Regions from separate parts of the Mus musculus genome. Here region 2 is linked to region 1. The links are chromatin loops, found by intact Hi-C in ENCODE. Cell type or tissue: left cerebral cortex. All regions are shown on one strand. Each heading gives the region's core, and the rest is flanking DNA. Links, peaks and the distances in the headings are about the cores only. Region 1 has its middle 9.1 kb from the start of Cln6. Region 2 has its middle 14 kb from the start of Gm39352.

The links. A loop is a pair of places that touch in the nucleus more often than their neighbours do. Peaks named below come from ENCODE experiments on the same cell type or tissue, not always from the same donor. Only the 100,000 strongest peaks of a DNase experiment are listed, where the experiment ranks them.
Region 2: a loop joins it to region 1, with 4 times the contacts of the local background. A loop is called at or near these places in 1 of 42 quality-filtered maps.

What each region holds. Positions count from the first base shown.
Region 1 is chr9:62,824,501-62,834,837 of GRCm38, forward strand. No RefSeq gene overlaps it. Among named protein-coding and RNA genes, the nearest start is that of Cln6, 9.1 kb to the right of the region's middle. In left cerebral cortex, for the core only: CTCF peaks have their summits at 3,700 and 4,377; DNase peaks (open chromatin) are centred at 3,705 and 4,428; H3K4me3 peaks cover 912 bases; H3K27ac peaks cover 1,204 bases.
Region 2 is chr9:62,550,608-62,560,944 of GRCm38, forward strand. No RefSeq gene overlaps it. Among named protein-coding and RNA genes, the nearest start is that of Gm39352, 14 kb to the left of the region's middle. In left cerebral cortex, for the core only: a CTCF peak has its summit at 5,087 (motif pointing left); DNase peaks (open chromatin) are centred at 4,243 and 5,057; H3K27ac peaks cover 2,034 bases.

The DNA of each region.
Region 1 (10,337 bases), core at 2,112-6,111:
TACACTGTAGCTGTCTTCAGACACACCAGAAGAGGGAGTCAGATCTTGTTATGGATGGTTGTGAGCCACCATGTGGTTGCTGGGATTTGAACTCTGGACCTTCGGAAGAGCAGTCGGGTGCTCTTACCCACTGAGCCATCTCACCAGCCCCCAAGTTCTGACATTCTTATTGTTTGTTTGTTTTGTTTTTTGTTGTTGTTGTTGTTGTTTTTTTTCGAGACAGGGTTTCTCTGTGTAGCCCTGGCTGTCCTGGAACTCACTTTGTAGACCAGACTGGCCTGGAACTCAGAAATCTGCCTGCCTCTGCCTCCCGAATGCTGGGACTAAAGGCATGTGCCACTAAGCCCGGCCTATTTCTGACATTCTTAATTAAAGCAAAAGATGTGTTTCGGTTAAAAGCTTGTGAAAATGTGGTGGGTTTTTAAATTTTTTTTTTTTTTAGCTCATTCAAGTTGATAGTGTTTATAGGACTCCTGTGCAAGTCTTTCAAAGAACACCAAGAAAACATGTTAACTGAACAAAATCTGAACACCTATTTTAGTGCTTAAAGTGGGTGGGGCTTGATGTAAAGATGGCTACCATGAAGCAAACACCCTCTGGGGGACCAAGCAATATGCCAGACAGTAGGCTTGCTACATCTTTTTCCCCCCACTGGTAACAAAACAAAACTAAAAAAAGCTGAAGATCAAATACTGTTTGTAACACACATGTTCTACTCTGAACATTGCACAATGTAACATACACAATGTTAGCTACAAACATTTTTTCCCCTTGAGTCAGGGTTTCTCTACCTATCCCTGACTCTCCTGGAACTCATGGTGTAGAAAAGGCTGGCTTTGAACTCACAGAGATCTTTGACCTCTGCCTCCTGAGTGCTAAGATTAAAGGCCTATGCTTCCAATGCCCAACTAGCTATAAATTTTTTAAAAACCTAAATATTATGGGGTTATGGCTAATGGAGAAAAATTTTCTGGAACTGTTAGCCTTCTGTCTAGGCTCAGCCTCACAGTTACCTGGCAACAGCAAGGTATGCCTGACTCACTATAAAAGGGGCTGCTTGCCCCCTCTTTGATCTTTAGGTCTCTTGGTCTTTTCTTGTTCTCTTGCTCTTTCTCTGATTCCCTTCCCCCTCTCTCTCCCCGCGTGCTCATGGCCTCTCTCTCTCTCTCTCTCTCTCTCTCTCCCTCCCTCCGTCTCTCTCCCTCTCTCTGCCTTTCTCTGTCTTTACTATCCTCTTAACTCCCCTCCCCATGCCCTGAGTAAACTCTATTCTAAACTATCTCTATCTAAACAGTCGTGTGGCTGGTCCCTCAGGGGAAGGGATGCCTTCACATGGGCCCGCTGAGGCATCCCCTTCCCCCATACCTCATCCCACCTCCATAGAACACATCTTTTTAAAAACACATCAGAAAGAACAAGAACAAAGCCCTGTGTTTGGGGAGGTTTAGGAACTCTGGCCTTGATGGAGGCGGTGTGTCACGTGGGCTGGGGCAGGCTAGATTAAAGACTCCCAGTGCAATTGTATTTGACTTGCTCTCTCTACTTCCTGTTTGTGTTTTGTGTTAGGTGTGAGCTCTCTGCTTGCTGCTCCAGTCGCTGTGCTTGCCTGCTGTGGTGCCTCCCTACCAGGACAGACTCTTGTGCTTTTGGAACCATAAGCCAAATAAACCCTTCCTTCCATAAGCTGCCTTGGTTTTGGTGGGTTTATCCCAGCCACAGAGAAGAAACTGAGATAGAGACAGTTGGCTTTTAGTCTAGGCTCCGCCCCACAGTTACCTGGCAACAGCTGCTTGCCCACTCTTGCTCTGTCCTCTAGCTCCAGCTCGCCTTCTCTCCCCATTCCCCTCCCCCCCCCCCCACGTGCTCATGGCCGGCCTCTACTCCTCTGCTCTCTCTCTCCGTGCCTTTCTCTGTCTCTGCCACTCTCCCAACTCCCCTCCCCATGCCCTGAGTAAGCTAGATTCTATACCATACCGTCGTGTGGCAGGTCCTTTAGGGGGAAAGGATGGCTCAGCAATGGGCCCGCAGAGGCACCCTTCCCCCACACATATCGTGCCTCCTACAAACATATTCCTTCTTTTTCTTATCTTTTTATAAAACACAGAGACTAGCCTAGAATATATGAGACCTTGTCTCAAAAGAGGAGGGGAAGGGGTCCAGAGGGGAGGACGAGTCTTCTAGAGGACCCTATTACAGCCACCAGCTGCAAGGCTCGCTGCTGCAAAGGTGTTAATCTCCCCATCTCCCTGCTGATTCAAAGCATTCCTACTCCGAAGTCCCCTTTCCTGCCTTCCTGTAGGAATGTAGAAGCCCAGTGGGGTTTATATGGGACCAGAACACAGGGGTTGGGGGCAGGAAGTAAAGTACGTTCATCAGGGCGGATTAGAAAGCCACTGCCTTTAAAACCGAGAGTTTTGCACAAGGATAAACACAGTGGTAGAACAGAGACTAGGAAGTCCAGAAACAAGCCACACTATAGGAAAGGATCTCTCTCTGTCCCTCCCTTTTTTCTTCCCTCCCTCCCTAGTTCAATTTAAAAAAATAAAAAATAATAAAAATAATGAGCCCAGAAAGGTGACTTGAAAAGACGGCTCAGCTGGTCCTAATAAGAGGCCTTGCTGCTCCTGCAGATGGCCTTAGGTTCTCAGCACCCACATCAGAACCCAAGTTCATTTCCCAGTACCTACATCTCTCTCTGGCAGTGTGTGTGTGTGTGTGTGTGTGTGTGTGTGTGTGTGTGTGTGTGTGTGTGTGTGCATTCGCGCGCGTGCGTCTATGTGTGTGTGAAAGGGACCGAAGGAACAGGGTCCTAAAGTGAGCCAGGGTGTGTGTGTGTGTGTGCATTCGCGCGCGTACGTCTATGTGTGTGTGAAAGGGACCGAAGGAACAGGGTCCTAAAGTGAGCCAGGGGCTCCCTGGTATTCCAGGTATTTTGTTCTAGCAGTGAGAAAAGACTGCAGGTACTGAAGGCTAACCAAGCACTGTGATGCAGGACAGTGTCCAGCAGGCTCCAGAGGTGGCTTCTGGTGACCCGGGAAAGGATCCCAGAGTTGTAAAGGACCAGAGCTTGGCCTAGAAGGCAGATGGCAGGGGGGGATGGGGGGTCGGAGGCGGCAGCTGGAGAGATGGCTCAGCAGTTAAGAGCACCTGAGAGAGGGAGATAGGTTCCCTGCAGTCACGCTGGGTGACTCAACACCACCTGGAATTCCAGCTCCAGGGAATCTGGCTCTGCAGGTTTGAAGAGATGGATGGGGGCTGGAGAGATAAAGGCACCTGCCCCCAAGCCTGGGGTTCCCCGCCCGTGTGTGTGTGTGTGTGTGTGTGTGTGTGTGTGTGTGTGTGTGAAGGGTGTTGAATCCCCTAGAGCTGGCTTCATCAGGGAACCTCTGAGTGAACCTGTGTGTGTGTGTGTGTGTGTGTGTGTGTGTGTGTGTGAAGGGTGTTGAATCCCCTAGAGCTGGCTTCATCAGGGAACCTCTGAGTGAACCTGTGCGCGAGTGCGCGCGCGCGCGCACACACACACACAGACACACATGACAAGTTTCAAAAACAATACCCTATTTTATACGTCCCTATAGGAAAATAGAACTCTACTAGAGTTCGTGCTATTTTAGATACGTTTCCATTTTCAGCAGTCTTTCCTACCAGGATTTACTTTACCCAACACACTAAACTGCCACATAGCGGCGAAAGAGAGAAACTACAGGCTCCTTTTAAAAGCTGATTATTATTTGATGTATGTAAAGAATAAACCCAGCATCAGATAAACACTTGGAGACGGAGTGGTAGCGTGCCGCCTTACTCCCAGCACTCTTGAAGCAAAGGGGTAAAAATCTCTGTGGGTTCTGGGCCAGCCTGAGCTACACAGCAAGTACAAGGTCAGCCAGAAGTAACATGGTGTGACCGTGCCTCAAACAAACCAACGCTCAGAGACCCAACTTAAGGACTTGTATGTGACCTGTCGCTGTATCTTCCTTTCCTGTCCTACAGTATCTCTAAAGGTAACAGAGACAACAGAAAGCCACTCCCTCCCCCAGATGCTTTCAGGGCGGTCCCCTGTCGAACGTGACCTGAGTCACGTTCCCAATCAGTTTGCCCGTGATCAATTACAGAGCAGATACTGAGAAGTGAGTTTTGGAGTTAAAAGGCAAAAAAAAAAAAAAAAAAAAAAAAAAGAAAGGTTTTTCAGTACTGAGTATAGAGAATATGGGGTGTACACAATCTTCAGAAAGGCTGAGGGCACAAAGCAGCTTGAACCGCAGCTCCAGTGTGTGGCACCCAAGTGTTCGGCCCTGAAACCATGGCAACACGACGAAGCGCTTCGGACTGGCTCCCACGCCTGAGCTCGGGCTGCAGCGCCCCCGCAGGCCGTCCTCAGAAGCACACCGGGAAGCTGCAGGCGCCAGGAAGCTGCAGGGAACGCCCTTCGGCCTCTGCACGCGCCTGCAGCACTTCTGCCCAAGCGGTCAGCTCCCTTCCACTCACTTGACGAGCCTCTCGGGAGAACTTCCCTGTGTGCCCCGGGGCTGACTCTCATGCGGTCAAGGATTCTGGGAAATGTAGTTCCTGGCTTCTCTGTGCCGAGACTTAGGAATGGGAACTACAATCCTTTTCACTGCCACTGCAGGAACTGGCGTGAATATTGCCCATCCCTTTTCTCTCCTGTCTCAGATCCTTGATTTTATTTATTTATTTTAGCAGTTGTCTTAGTTAGGGTTTCTATTCCTGCACAAACCAAGAAGCATTTGCGGAGGAAAGGGTTTATTCAGCTTACATTTCCAAATTCTGTTCATCACCAAGGAAGTCAGGACTGCAACTCAAGCAGGTCAGAAAGCAGAAGCTGATGCAGAGGCCATGGAGGGATGTTACTTACTGGCTTGCATCGCTGGCTTGCTCAGCCCGCTCTCTTATAGAACCAAGATTACCAGCCCAGAGATGGTCCCATCCACAAGGGGCCTTTCCCCCTTGATCACTAATTGAGAAAATGTCCCACAGTTGCATCTCATGGAGGCATTTCCTCAGTGAAGCTCCTTTCTCTGTGATAACTCCAGCTGTGTCAAGTTGACACAAAACTAGCCAGTACAGCAGTGTTAATGTTTTATGTTTTTGTTTTTTTCGAGACAGGGTTTCTCTGTGTAGCCCTGGCTGACCTGAAACTCACTCTGTAGACCAGGCTGGCCTTGAACTCAGAAAACTGCCTCCCAAGTGCTGGTATTAAAGGTGTGTGCCACCACCGCCCAGGGGTAATGTACTTTTTGTAACTCAGGCTGGCCTCCAACTCAGTCCCCCTCAGCACACACAGTGAGAAGGCTAAGCAGATTCCATGACAGGCTTCAAATTGGCAGTTAAGGAGACTAGGCCTAGCCGGGCAGTTGTGGTGCACGCCTTTGATCCTAACACGCTGGGAGGCAGAGGCAAGCAGATTTCTGAGGTCGAGGCCAGCCTGGTCTACAGAGTGAGTTCCAGGAACAGAGAAACCCTGTTTCAACCCCCACCCCCCACCCTCACCCCAAAAGAAAGGAAACTAGATCTAAATCTCTGTTTCCAAGAACTGGGCAATTCCAGGCAATTCCAGGCCTTAGAAGCCACCCGGCCGGAGGCAAGGACAATGAGTCAGCACTGTTTCCAGACCTCCCAAACAAGTTTCCAGCCCCCACACCCGGTAATGGAATGTCCATAGAGATGGACCCAACAGATTAACAGTGAGGTCATCTCATGTGCCTTAAATCAGGTCTGCAAGCTCACTTGGGGGGGTCTATCTTAGTAATGGGGAGACCCCAGCATGTTGAACTTCTGCAGAATAAAACCCTCTTTGCATTTACATACTATTTGAGTCTGGGGTGTCATTCTTTGGCGAATCATGGATCCTTACCACAGCAACATAAAACAACCCTATTGTCTCCATTCTGGGTCCAGTTGTTACAGGAACAATCGCAGTTCTTCACAATCCTAGGACACTGGTTTTCTCTTACTGCGCTGTGGCTCACACCTAGAGCCTTGCACTAAAACCACACTCTCCCACCTCCTCCCCTAGTTAACTCTTACGCGTTGGTGTTGTGTGTACACTCTCGGGTCTCAGCTGGTGCACGGTCAACACTGGGTATATCCCTCTATCACAGCCCCAGGAGAGCTTATTCATGTGAATGGAGGCTGGCTGCCAAGCCCCAGAGATCCTACTGTCCTTGCCATCCCCCCCCCACCCGCCCCCCACCCCCTGCAGTGTTGGAATAACTGTGTGCCACCTCACTCCTGGGATTGTTTTGTTTTAACCTGGATCGGAGGTGTCAAACTCGGATCCTCATTCTTGTGTGACAAGCACCTTACTGACTTGAGTCAAATCAGCAGTCCAAACTGGCATAGTGGTACACAGCAGTATTCCAAGTATTTGGGGGTCTGAGGCAGGAGGATGGTGAGCTCACGGGCACCTGGGCTACACACCTAAATTTCCTCTCAGAAAGAAAGAAGAAAGAAGGAGGGAGGGAGGGAAGGAAGGAAGTTTATGTCAGAGACAGAGACAGAGAAAGAGAATAGTTCAAAAATGTGTGGCTACATCAGAGAGGTCTTTGAGTTTCCAATGGAAGTTACAGATTTTCAGAAAATAGACCATAGCTGAGCATCCTAACCTGACTGTCTGGATCCAGAAACTCTGTAAAACAGGAAAAGCTTTAAGTTCTGATGTGATGGCACTAATGGAAAATTCAACCCTGACCTCACAGACAGGTGTCCTAACAAAATTCAGGTGTGCCAGCATACTATGCACAATTACCTTCAGTTTATGTAAATAAATGTGTGCAACACAACTGATTTGCATGTTCCGACTTGAATCCCATCTTCAAAATATCCCATTACATACATGCAAACAGTTCTTTAAATGTGAAGCCCATCAGAGATGTGACCCATAAATCCTGAAGTATGTCATGTAAAAATATCCCTGACCCTTATGTGGACCTGTCCAGAGAGAGAGTACATCGAGATTATATATATATATATGGCATAGTAAGCGGTCACAGCCCAGGTGCCGTGGCAGGACCGTTAATTTGAAGCCAAGCATGGTGGCAAAAGCCTTTAACCCAGCACCTGTGAGGCCGAGCTGGCAGATGTCAGAACTCACGGCTGGGTGGGCTGCACAGTGAGTTAGTTCCAGGCCACTCTAACCTAGACTCAAAGTCTCAGAAAATCCCACTTCAGTTCTCATCAAGAGGACAGAGCCATTAGAGTTCTCTCCCAACACTTTGAAAAGGTATGAAAAACATTTCTAATTAAATATTCACTGCTAACTTCTGTTCATCCATTACATTTAAATTGTATTAAAGATATAATAGCTAGGGTATAGATCAGTGGTAGAACCCTTAGTTAACATTCTTTTTTTGTTTGTTTGGTTGGTTGGTTTTTGGTTTTGTTTGTTTGTTTGTTTGTTTGTTTTCGAGACAGAGTTTCTCTGTATAGCCCTGGCTGTCCTGGAACTCACTCTGTAAACCAGGCTGGCCTCGAACTCAGAAATCCGCCTGCCTCTGCCTCCCAAGTGCTGGGATTAAAGGCATGCACCACCACCGCCTTCTTAAGGCCCTGGGTTCCATCCCTAATACACACACACACACACACATACACACACACACACAAATACACACACACACATAGACACAGACACACACAGAGACACACACATACGCACATGCACATACAGACACATACACACACATATGTGGGGGCACGGGGGCAGGATTTATGGGACTGCATTTAAAATGCTCCCATAAGCCCTGGGAACTAGCTCAGTGGTTGAGAATCCTTGTCGCTCTTGCAGATGACCTGTCTTGAGTTTCTAGCACCCACAGCTGTTCTAAGCTCTCGTTCCAGAGAATTTTGTGCCCTCTTCTGACTTCTATGAGCATTATACACACGTGTAGACAAAATAATTCATATAGAATGTTTAAAAACTTAAAATCAAAATACTACCATGCCAGGCACTTGGGAGGCAGAGGCAGGCGGATTTCTGAGTTCGAGGCCAGCCTGGTCTACAGAGTGAGTTTCAGGACAGCAGAGCTATACAGAGAAACCCTGTCTCAAAAAACAAAACAAAACAAACAAACAGAAAATTACTACCATAGCCACACACCTTTAATCCCATTGCTTAGGAGGCAGAGGCAGGTGGATCTCAGTAAATTTCAGGATCAATATAGAGAGTTCCAGGCCAGCCAGTGTTACACAGAAAGAGTCTACCTTTAAACAACAACAACAACAACAACAAAAAAAAAAAACAGAGAAACTGGGTGTGGTTTTATAAATCTGTACCCTGAATTCCAGAGGATCCTCTCAGGAGGATCAGGACTCAAGGTCATCCTTGGCTACAGAGTAAGTCTGAGGAGACACTCAAAGAGAGGTGGTTCAGGCTGGTGAGATGGCTCAGTGGGTAAGAGCACCGACTGCTCTTCCAAAGGTCCTGAGTTCAAATCCCAGCAACCATCTGGCACACTCTTCTGGAGTGTCTGAAGACAGACAGCTACAATGTACTTTTATATATAATACCATAAATAAATAAATCTTTAAAAAAAAAAAAAAAAGAGGTGGCTCACACCTCTACTCCCAGCACTCAGGTGGTAGAGGCAGGCAGATGTCCATCAGTTTGAGGCCAGCCTGGTCAATGTAGTAAGCTTCAAGCCAGCCAAAGCTATATAGTGAGATCCTGTTTGAAAACAAGAGCAAAGCAGGAAGGGGAGGGGGTCTTTGGGAGATGGCTCAGTCTGTAAAGTGCCCTTCACATAAGCCTGGGGAGTTGCATTCAGATCTCCAGAACCCATGTAAAATTCAGGCCTGTAAACTCAGCCCTGGGGATGGGGAGAATCCTTGAAGCTCCTTGGCAGGCCGGCCTAGCCAGAGTCACGTTCAGTAAGAGACACTGGCTCACACAGCAAATGTAAAGAGTGATCTAGGGAGGTCTCCTGCACACAGGCACGCGAACCTGCAGGCACTGGTACACACAGACAAGGAAGAAAGGAAGGGAGGAAATATTGGTCCCTGTGTGCCTCATTCTGATGCAGCTCAAGAGATGCTTATTGACTGACTGGTACCTTATTGTCTAGCTGGGAAGAAGGAACCAGTTTTGCCAGCAGGGCCCATTAAGAATTGTGACTTGCTTATTGTTTGGTGAGGGATCTTGTATCCAAGCCAATGAATAGTTAATTTAATGTCTAACCAGGAGGGTTTCCTGCATTGGGTGGAAAGTTAATTCCTAGGTCATCCATGCATTATGCATAGATTGGTTTGACCTGATTCTGCTGTTGGCACTGAAGCCCATTCCAGGAAGATCAGGAGATGCAAAGGAGCATGGAAGACAGGAATGGAAGTAAACAACTCTTGTTAAGAGCTTTTCTCTTGCTCACAGTCAGCTAATGGATGGATCATAGGGCTCCCAATGGAGGAGCTAGAGAAAGTAGCCAAGGAGCTAAAGGGATCTGCAACCCTATAGGTGGAACAACATTATGAGCTAACCAGTACCCCGGAGCTCTTGACTCTAGCTGCATATATATCAAAAGATGGCCTAGTCGGCCATCACTGGAAAGAGAGGCCCATTGGACTTGCAAACTTTATATGCCCCAGTACAGGGGAATACCAGGGCCAAAAAGGGGGAGTGGGTGGGCAGGGGAGTGGGGGTGGGTGGATATGGGGGACTTTTGGTATAGCATTGGAAATGTAAATGAGTTAAATACCTAATAAAAAATGGAAAAAAAAAAAAAAAAAAAAAAAAAAAAAGCTTTTCTCTTAAACTTCAGGCACGAAGAACCTCAAGACCAAAGGAGTTGGCTTTCTAGCAGGCTGATGATGCTATAGGGCAGCCTCAAACTTACTATGTGTCTCTTACTGAACCGCCCTAAGCTTGGAAGTAATCCATCTTTTTGCTTTTTGTTTTGTGTTTTTTTCAAGACAGGTTTTCTCTGTGTAGCCCTGGCTGCCCTGGAACTCACTCTGTAGACCAGGCTGGCCTCAAACTCAGAAATCTGCCTGCCTCTGCCTCCCAAGTGCTGGGATTAAAGGCATGGGCCACCAATGCCCAGCTGAGCTAGCCTTTTATTTTAGTGCAGTTTCTTAGTCCTGTCCAGTGTCAACTGCAGCCAGTATTTATTTATTTATTTTAGGTTGTTTTGTTTTGCTGCAGACTTCAGCATTGCTATACAGTAGCCAAGGATGACCTTGAACCCCACCCCCTCCCTCCACTTCTTGGTACTTTACAGTCCCACATCACAGCATCTGTCTACTGCCACTAGTCTCACCTTTTCCTAAATTTCATGGAATGGCTCAGGATTTTCTGTTGGTTCTTTTCTCTTTGTGACACTTTTGAGATT
Region 2 (10,337 bases), core at 2,922-6,921, 270 kb before region 1:
ACAGGCAGGTTTCCCTCAGCTGAGCCCACTCCTTCTCTAGGTCCCTCTGGTTGCTCATGTGGGAAATCCACCTGCCTCCAGAGCCTTCTCTGGCCCCGTAGAGGTGGGAGCTGCAGAAGATGGGGTACCAGCTGTCCTCCACCAACACCTTTATTGCTCAGTGGGCAGGTTGGATCGTGACACTCTCACCCCGCCCCCTGCAGGCCAGGGGAGGAGATCGCAGGCCTGAAGTCACCAGGAGTGAGTCACCTGATGGAGTCTGCCCTGTGTCTGCGTGCCAGGTCCTGGGCAGAGCTGACATTCTGTTTGGTGGGTAGCTTCCTTCCCCACAGTGCTCGAAGGTTGTTCTGATAGCAGAGGAGGGCGCAGGGCTGGCCGCAGGCCTTTCTGTCACTGACAGGGACTGAGGCCGGAGAATCAGGCAGATGGCCGAGGGTGATTGGTCTGTGCTGTGGAGCTGAAGCCAATGCGGGCAGCAGAGCTCCTTTGGCACAGGCACACAGTTCTGCCCTGGTACCCACAACAGTGTCACTGGACCTTCTGGAGACAGGGTCTTTGGAGATGGTGTCGTTGGTTGGCCTTAGGCCTGGGGAGAGAGTGGACGCCCTTGCAGAGGAAGGGAGGGCCAGCTGAGCCTGCTCTAGACTGGATGGTGTAGAAAACGCTGCCCACTGTTCAGATCCTCTGCCCGCCAGTGGGGTGGGCCTGGGAGTCTCCATTGGACACTCAACTCTTGTCACTGGGGTGTGGGGTGTGGCAGTTTGGAGTCAGGCCTGGCTTTCGGTCCCAGCCCTGCCGTTTACTGGCTGGCATCTGATTTCAACAAGGATATTTTGGTTAACCAAATTTGTTTTCTATAGGTTGAAAGTTTGTCTGCTTATCGTAGAAAATGTGGTAAAATTCGGAAAAACCACAAAGGAACAAAACAAAAACAAACAAACAAACAAAAAAGACAAAAACACCAAAGCCTGGAAATGAGAGCGAGTTGAGGTTTCCTTCTACAACTTGTTTTTTAAGGTTTTTTGGTAAGGTTTTATTGTTCATTTCTTGGGGGTGTGGATCCTGCAAGAACTCACATCTTGGAGGTCAGAGGTCAACTCCTTGCATTCTGTGGTTTCCATCCCAGACGCCTCCCCAGGCTTGGCTGAAAGCGCCTGTCTGGTGAACCAACTGGACAGTGGCTTTGTTACAGTTGTCAGGGTTGAAATCAATACTGTGTGATATAAGGATGCAACATTGTAGATGCATCCTCCACTCACTACAGGTTTTTGTTTTTTTCCAAATCTCTCTTGTTTGTTAAGACAAGATGGCAGGCCATCTTCAAAGTCACCGTTTAAGCAAGGATGACCCTGAACAGAGCTATGCACCACCATGCCCACCTCAGACTCTTCTTTTTGGGGGTTCATAATATTCTTTTCTCTAAGCAGCTATAATAACCCTCAATGTTGCCCTGTTGTTAAATAAGTTGTTTCAGTTTTGGCAACTACAAACACTGCCCCATGTTCATCTCTGCACATAGATATTCTGTTCTGTTCTGTTCTGTTTTTTTGTTTGTTTGTTTTTTGTTTTGTTTTGTTTTGTTTTGACAGGGTTTCTCTGTGTAGCCCTGGCTGTCCAAGACTGGCTGTGTAGACCAGGCTGGCCTCCAACTCAGAGTTTTGCCTGCCTCTGCCTCCCAAGTGCTGAGATTAAAGGTGTGTGCCATCACACCTGCCTCTGTTTATTTCTTTAGGATATGTTGCAAACATTGAAACTACTGAGTAAAAGGAGTTTGTTTGTTTGTTTGTTTGTATACTTGAGACAGGACAAGACATGTCTTAGGGTTTTATTGCTATAAAGAGACACCATGACCAAGGCAGCTCTTATAAAGAACCACATCTAATTGGGGCTGGCTTACAGGTTCAGTCCATTATGGTCATGGTGGGAAACATGGCAGTGTGCAGGCAGGCATGGTGATGGAGAAGGAGCTGAGAGTTCTACATCTCGATCCGAAGGCAGCAGAAGGAAACCATGTGACTTCAACTAGCTTGAGCTCATATAACCCCAAAGCCTCCCTCCCAGTGACACAACTCCTCCAACGAGGTCACACCTTCTAATAGTGCCACTTCCTATGACCAAGCATTCAAAATGTCTGTGGGAGCCATACCTACTCAAACTATCACACAGCGTCTCACTCTATAGCCCCGGTTAGCCTAGAACTCACTGCTTAGACCAGGCTGACCACCAATTCACAAGGATCCACTTGCCTCCTCCTCTGCTGGGATTAAAGGTGTGTGCCCCTATACCTGGTGGGAGAGAGTACTTTCTTAGGGTGGAAAATTTTAAGTTACTGTCCAGTTTACCAGTTCACACCCCAGTGTTTTCACAGACGTACCCCCAGAGTTGGACGTGAGGATGTTGCCGGTACCCATCCTTCTTTGACCTGCCATACACCTGAGACTCTTGGTTTCCAGCTGGGTTCTGGTCATTTTCAGGCCTCACTGGCACCTCCAGCTCTCCTGGATATTGGACGACTGGAAGAAGGGTGGGAGGGTGGGCCACCAACGGATCCACGGTGTCCCCTTCCTCAGGCCAGGGTGGAGTCTGCCTAGGTTTTATAAAGAAATTGGAGTTGAGATGTTGAGAACACAGAGCTGCTTTCTAGGTCCCAGACAGGGCTGCTCTTCAGATATTCAGTCTCTGTCAGCTTCTGGAACCTTCTGGTTGGAACTGCAATAGGAGGTAACTGGGGTGGTGCCTCCGCAGAGGCACCCTAACAGCCACAGGCTCTCTGGGCAGCATCCTCTATCTAATTCCCAGTAAGTATTTCCCACCTCCTGGGGTTTTGCTCAGAGACACTGGGTTCCTTTCTACATCTGCCCCAGACTTCTGGCTCCCTACCACCGTATGGCCAATGGCGCCACCTACTGGCAAAACCAAAGCCCCAAATTACCTGTTCTTTCCTTGTCTTCCAAACAGTGGGATGGATGGAGTCAGTCCATAGTTCGCCCCAGTTCATCCCAGAGTCTAGCCTTTCCTGCTGCCCCTTCATCCCATCGCTGCTGTTCTCAACTCTCATGGGGACTATACTGCTTCCACAGTCCTTTCTGCTGAAGCCAGGGACCTCAGCATTGCAGTGTGACTCAGCCACCTCTCCCTGTGACCTTCAGTGGCTCCCTCTTGCTCCCTGGGACACCCGGTGTGATCCGGCCACTACCTTCCTCTCTCACAACTGCCAGCCTCTACCTCCTCTCCCTGTCTATCTCTCACGGCCTTGAGAAAGCACAGTGGACCAGAGCCAATCTCATCCTGGTCTTTGTCTAAGTAGGCTTCTCTGTCCCTTGAGGGACTCACCCCTAATTCTTTAGAGTTCTACCAGACATCACCTCCTCCAAGAAATTCTCCAACCCCTATTAGTTTTCTGTGGCAACTCTTCCCCCCACCCCTGTGGCCACTCTTACAAATGACCACAAATCTGATGCTTTGAAGTGAGACCACTGTATACTTTCTCAGCACTGAAGGTCAGAAGTCCAAAGCAGAGGGCTGTGGAGATGCTGCACTTTGTGGCCCTTCCTCACAGCGCTCCTGCCATGTGTTTCTACCACCCCATCTCCCTCTCTCTAGTTCTCTCTCTTTCTTGGAAGACCCATAGTTACATCCAGGGCCACCAAGATGATCTGGGTAACTCCCCACCACACAGTCCCTAATGTAGTCACAGCTGCACGTTCCCTTTGCCTCAGTGAGTACTGCTCAAAGTTCTGGAGAGGAGATCATGGCATCTTGGGAGTGTGTTACACGGCCCACCCCTTCCCCCTTTCCTCCCTCAGATGTGGAGGCCCACTCTTTTGTGACTCCATGGTTCTCTGGTCAAATGCATTCACAGTTACTTGTCTGACTACCCTGCTAGTTACTGCTTGAAACTGTGTGACCCTACCTGACTTCCCTGTGTCCTGGGACCTGGCTGAGTCCTTGCAGTGTAGGCACCATAGGGTGCATGTTTGTTGAGTGAATGAGAGTATGAACAGGAGTCTGGAGGCAAGCGGACTACCTGGATGTGCACAGCATATGCTTCTGTGCTGAAGGATGGTGCAGAAGGCAGGAGGTGCAGAGGGAAAGGGCTGTAACCTTGCTTGGGGCCCTCCCATATGTGCAGGAGGCCGTGTGAAACAGGGTGGGGGGAGGGGACACCCAGCCAGCTGGTGCCACCAGGACTGGAGCTCATAGGCACACTCTGCATACAGCCTCCCTCTGATGGGGCTGTTACCGAGGCAACAGAAGAAGTTGGTTGCCCAGCAACAATGCCCTGCTTCCCCCAATCCCTCTTATGGCTATTTCTTTCCCCTGGGAGGCTTGTACCCTCTCTAGATTGTGTTCCTGTTTAACAAAAATGGATGCCCTCTGTCCAAACTCCAAGTGCAGGAGACGAAAGGGCAATTTCATGAGACTGTGATGGTAGGGGTCATGGGTTAAGCATCAGAGTGAAAGGGAGTAGGAGTGGCCTAGGTGCAGAGATGGAAGACATTTGGGCCAATCTTTTTCCTGTATACTTTTTCCTTTCCCATTTGAACCAAGAAAAACTGGAAGGGGATCAATCTAGGAAGCAGGAGACCTGGGCCCATGGCCTGGACCAGACTCTGGCTTCTGGAACACATTGGTTAAATGACTTTGTTGAGTTCCCAGTATCCGGTTTGTGAGAAGAGAGCTTGGTCAACCTGATAACCAAGATCTCTCTGGACGCTAGTCAGCCTGGAGAGCACAGACAGCCTTTTTCTATGACTGGTCCTTGCCGCATCCCTACTTGGCCAGTCTTGTGGCATCCTAGTCCATGAAGCAAGGAGAAGGCAAGAATGTCCCCTGGACTCCAGCCTGATTCTTCTGAGAGGACTCCAGTCTATTCTGTCACAGCCAGTGGAAAGTATTGAGCACTTCTTGGTCTTAGTGACGCCCCCTCTGGAAAAGGAGAGTGCTATACTCTCTATAACTGCTTCCTGTCAGCTTTGCCCTCCCCTCCTCCCCAATCTACCCACCACAAACAACCCAATGGAAAACCTGCACAGAGAAACTGGTGGAAAGATTTGTTCTGAGACAGTACCACCTGCTGGCCTTTCTAGGAATGACAGATACTCCTCAGAAGATAGAGTAACTCCACACTCCTGACATAAGATGGGTGTTACAATGTAACTCCTTTTGCACCTGGAATTATTTCAATAAAAAAAAAGCCATATAAGATAAGTGCTATGGTATTCTGGTTTTATAGCTGATGGCGCTGAACTTCAGAGTATTAGGGACTCTGATTTGAGGGGGAAACTGAGGCAGACTCTCTTTTTAGTAAGAGGGCAGTTTTACTAGGGCAGTTTTTAATGACATAGTCGGTCGTAGTTCTGAAGAGAGTTCAGGCCCATGAGGTTGAGTGTGAGAGGTCCTCTCTTACAGGTTTCCAGGATGGGGCGGGTAGAGGTCTTACGTATTTGATGACTAGAGTCCTTCCCGAGTCGGGCTGTCTGATTCCCAGGCAGCGTGGGAAGAGGGAAAGAATCAGACCCTTAGTTACTGTGTGTCCATCATGTGGGATGAGCTACCTAAAGCCCCTGATGGCTCGAGATCTGGTAACCTGCACGAGGGTTGCATGGATTCAGCTGGGAATGTTAAATGGAGGACAAGGTGGAGGCCAAATGGAGACTTGCCTTTCCTCAGAAATGTTAGCATTGGAGAATGACCACACCACAGTCAGTCAGACATTTAAGTCACAATTCCACACAAAGAATTGAATTTACCACCTGTAGTGATTTGAATATGTTTGGCCCAGGGGGTGGCACTATTTGGAGGTGTGGCCTTGGCGTATATGTGTCACTGTGAGTGTGGGCTTTAAGACCCTCATCCTAGCTGCCTGGAAGTCAGTTTTCTGCTAGCAGCCTTCAGATGAAGACTTAGAACTCTCAGCTTTTCCTGTACCATGCCTGCCTGGATACTGCCATGCTCTCACCTTGATGATAATGAACTGAACCTCTGAACCTGTAAGCCAGCCCTAATTAAATGCTGTCCTCATAATAGTTGCTTTGGGCCAGGCGGTGGTGGCGCACGCCTTTAATCTCAGCACTTTGGAGGCAGAGACAGGAGGATTTCTGAGTTTGAGGCCAGCCTGGTCTACAGAGTGAGTTCCAGGACAGCCAGGGCTACACAGAGAAACCCTGTCTTGGGGGGGGGGGGGGGGAAAGAGTTGCTTTGGTCATGGTGTTCACAACAGTAAAACCGTAAGACACCACCCAAGTAATTTGCCTGGGTGGGAGTCAAAGCATGACGAGCAAATGTAAGCTTGGTCCTCCGGTGAAGCGGATATTTAACCAACAGTGCCACCTGCCCTTTCCACACCAGAAAAACAGTGACAAGAAACACCCCAGCTAAGAAGTTAGGGAGGGAAGCAAGAAGGCCCAGAGGCAAGGAGTCATCCTGGCTCACAATCCAGCAAGCCGCTCCAGGTCTTTTAGGTGAGGTGCTATGCTTTTGGTTATTAGACTACTGAGATGACGCTCCCCCAAGCATTTCCCCAAGAAGCTCATGATGGGAGAAGGAAAGGGCTAAAGCCTGCAGCTGGCCAGAGGGCAACTTGTCTCCAGACAAGAGATTCCAGCCGTCAGACTACCTTGCAGAGGGACTGGACCCCAGATAACGACGATGACGACGGGCAGCATGACCTCACTGTGACAAATTAACTCTGCATACCTCTTGCCTTCTATTTAAAACTGAACCTACGTCAGGTGCCAGACCCTGGAGATGATCTTGAGAAGGGGCAGGGCCACTGTTGCTCTCTGATCCTGTTCCCAATGTGGCCACGTTGACCACAGCTCCTTTTCTGCCTTTTTTCATTACTTGTCTCTTGAACTGGACTGTTGGGGACAGACGGCCGAGCCTCAATTGTTACCAGGACCCAGGCTCTGGCTCTAACAACCCCAGGAACACAGTGTCAGTGGAAGGAGACTGGACCTTCTTGACTTCTAAGGACAGTGTGTGTCACCCATCAAGGTACGGACCCCAGTTTGTACTCCGTAACCCATTGAGGTACCTACCTCAGTGTGCTCTCTGTAAGACAGGCAGTAGCCGCCTCCTCACAGACACCAGAGGCACCCCCCTGGGAATGAATGCCAGGGCCTAGCTATCAGCCGCCCAGGGCCTGCATCTCTCACCTGGAAAGTGAGCTGTCATCAAAGGTAGTATTGGCCACAGATCCTGTTCCCTCCCTTCCCTGCCTCCTGCATGGGAACCAGAGAGTCTGGATCTTCCTGTGAACCCTCCCCCATCCTGCCATGGGGGCTGTGATTCATCTCTTCAGAGACCCCCACCTTGCTGTCTGTCTCTAGTACTGGGGCCTGAACGGTCCGTCTGTCCACCATGTTAATATAAACTCATCACTCTCCATAATCTGTCTCATTGTCGATCTTGAACTCCCCTGACCCCACAAACCTTCCAGGGTCACTGATAGGGAAGATTAGTAAGACTCAGGTCCAGGTACCAGGCATCGATCGGTGAATAAGGTCTTCCTCTCTCAGTTAGGAGCAGATAAAGCTATTGGCCACTTACTCGTATATAGATGGCAAGACACAGTGAATCAGGATGCGGCCCCAGGACTCAGAGCTCTCTCCCACCACTGCCATGTAGCCAGCAGATCAGCACGCAGTTGTCATCTCACGGGCCTCCAGGCCATGGAGGACGCCAGGTCAGAGGCAGGAGGACCTGAAGCCTAGGTAAGACCTGTGCACTCCAGGACTACAAGTTCAGGGACCAGACACTTCTGTGAAGCTTGAGGGGTTTGGCACTACAGAGGTGTTCTGAGATATTCCCTCCAAAAGAAAAGACAGGCTGTTGCTCCGGGCACAAGGTCCTTGTAGTAAGCTTGGCCTTGCTAGGCCTCCTGGCACTCTGGAGGCAACATAGTTTACAGCTAGGCTCATGGCTCCATTCACATCCTGGGTTATGGAGAAGACAGGATGAGTGAGACCCCGGAAGGAGAAGATCCTTATCTGGTCCAAACATGGCGCTGTTATGGTTTGGATGTAAAATCCCCCTGGGGCTCAAGTATTTGAGTCGTCAACTGGTGGCACTGTCTAGGAGGGTCCCTATCCTCACGGAGGTGTGACTCTCCTGCTCATGCAATCTGGACACAGCTCTGTGTCTAAACATCAGCTTGCCCTTTCTCTCCCTTGTTGACAGAGGGCTCCTTGAGGGCATGCATGGAGTTCTAGGTTCTGTGGTCCAGTACTAACTAGCTCAGAGCCCAGCGGCGAGAGAGGCTCAGTACAGTCAGGCCACATGCAGAGATTCAGTGAAGAGCCCTCCCATCTCTCTCTCTCTCTCTCTCTCTCTCTCTCTCTCTCTCTCTCTCTCTCTCTCTCTCTCTCACACACACACACACACACACACACACACACACACACACACACACACACACACAGTGTGTTGTTATATCTTACCTCTGGAGGAAGAAATTGTCAGTATTCTATGAATGGGAAAATCAGGTCACTGTGGTTAAAACAACTTGTGGGCTCTGGGGATGGCTCAGTGGGCAAAAATCTTGTCATTTGAAGAGTGAGGACCTGCATTTGAAGCCCAAGAAGACATGTACAGCCAGGCATGGTAGAATACCTTCTTAATCACAACACTCCAAGATGGGAGGTGGAGACAAGAGAATTCCCAGAAAGTCGTTGGTGTGCACAGCAGAGAACAAGAGATCCTATCTTAAGCAAAGTAGAGGACTGATGTCCACTGTTATCCTCTGATCTACACACACACACAGACACACAGATACACACATACACAGACACAGACACACACAGATGCACCCCCCCCACACACACAGACACCCACGGGGGAGGGAGAAGTAGAGGGAGAGGAGATACAGAGGCAAAGAGACTTTTGGGGGGAGAGGTGGAGATGTGATGGGAATTCCACAGGGACCATCAGCACTTACGTTCTTAACCACTATATAATCCGAGGGTGTACCTGCAGAGCCTGAGGAAAGGAGTGAGGTAGGCTGTGGTGCCTGAGAGGCCCCTTAGACCATTGGAAGAAGAGAAGAGAATATTACAAGGGTGAACATTTGTGGATTGTCTAGGTTAGGAAAAGCTGGCACAAGGATGGGTGAGTCCCAGCTGCGAAGCCCCAGTTGGTAAGATGGGTAAGAAGTAAAGGGACAGACTGGGCCAAGAAGAACAGGTGGGAAATGTCCACCTTCCTCCTTAGGAGCTCCCAGGGTCAGGAAAGGAATGATTAATTCAAGACTCATGATGTGGGATGGATGGTCCCTGGTAAGGGAGCACGAGGGGCTGCATAGGGATCCTGGACTCTGCCTTGGGAAATTGCCCTCACTGGCCTTCAACTTGTGTTCTTAAGTCTTTCCCACAAGCCCCTGGAGTGAGGGGAGGAAGGACAGGAAATATAGGCTAAGGGAAGCAGCAGCCCTCACTATCTGTGTCTGCAATGTCAGGAATGAGCTCAGACACAAAGACAAACAATGCTCTGACCCCATGCAGTCCAAGAAGGATGCTAAGAGCAACTGTGACTCAGCCGCAGGCTCGGGTCCAGGATGCAGAGATGCTGCCCAGCCAAAAGAAAGAGAATGAGCCAACCACTGTTCTGGAAATTTCCACTTCACATCATGAATCTTCTCGAGTGAACATGCTGAAGGCCACACTGGGGGCGGGGCTCATTCAAGGTCCCAGAGCCAGTATGTGGGAGCAGTGCTGGGAATGTAGAGTCTGACTAAGCTGGCTGAGTGCTCAGGCTTGCTGAGCACCATCCGATGGTCATGTGTCATCAGTGACTATCACAAGGGGGCAGAAATAACAAGAACATATTAAAAACTTTTAGGTAGTGTTAGAGTGAGTAAAAAAAAAATCTCTGTTTGGGGACCAGGAGAAGGATCCATAGCTCAGTGGATAGGATGCCTGCCTCGCATGCATGGAGCTCGGATGTGATGTTCCGTGTTCATAATCTCAGCTCTCCAAGGTGGAGGCAGGAGAATAAGAAAATTGAGGTCATCGTGCTGGATAGTTTTATGCCAATTTGACACAAGCTAAAGCCATTTGAGAGGCAGAAACCTCAATTAAGAAAACAACTCCATGAAGTCTGGCTGTAGGCAAGCCTGTAAGGCAGTTTATTAGTAATTGATGGGGGAGGGCCCAGCCCATGGTGGGTAATACCTTCCCAGGGATAGTGATCCTGGGTTCTATAAGAAAGTAGGCTGGGGCTGGAAAGATGGCTCAGTGTTTAAGAGCACTGACTACTCTTCCAAAGTTCCCAAGTTCAATTCCCAGCAACCACATGGTGGCTCACAACCATCTGTAATGAAATCTGATGCCTTCTTC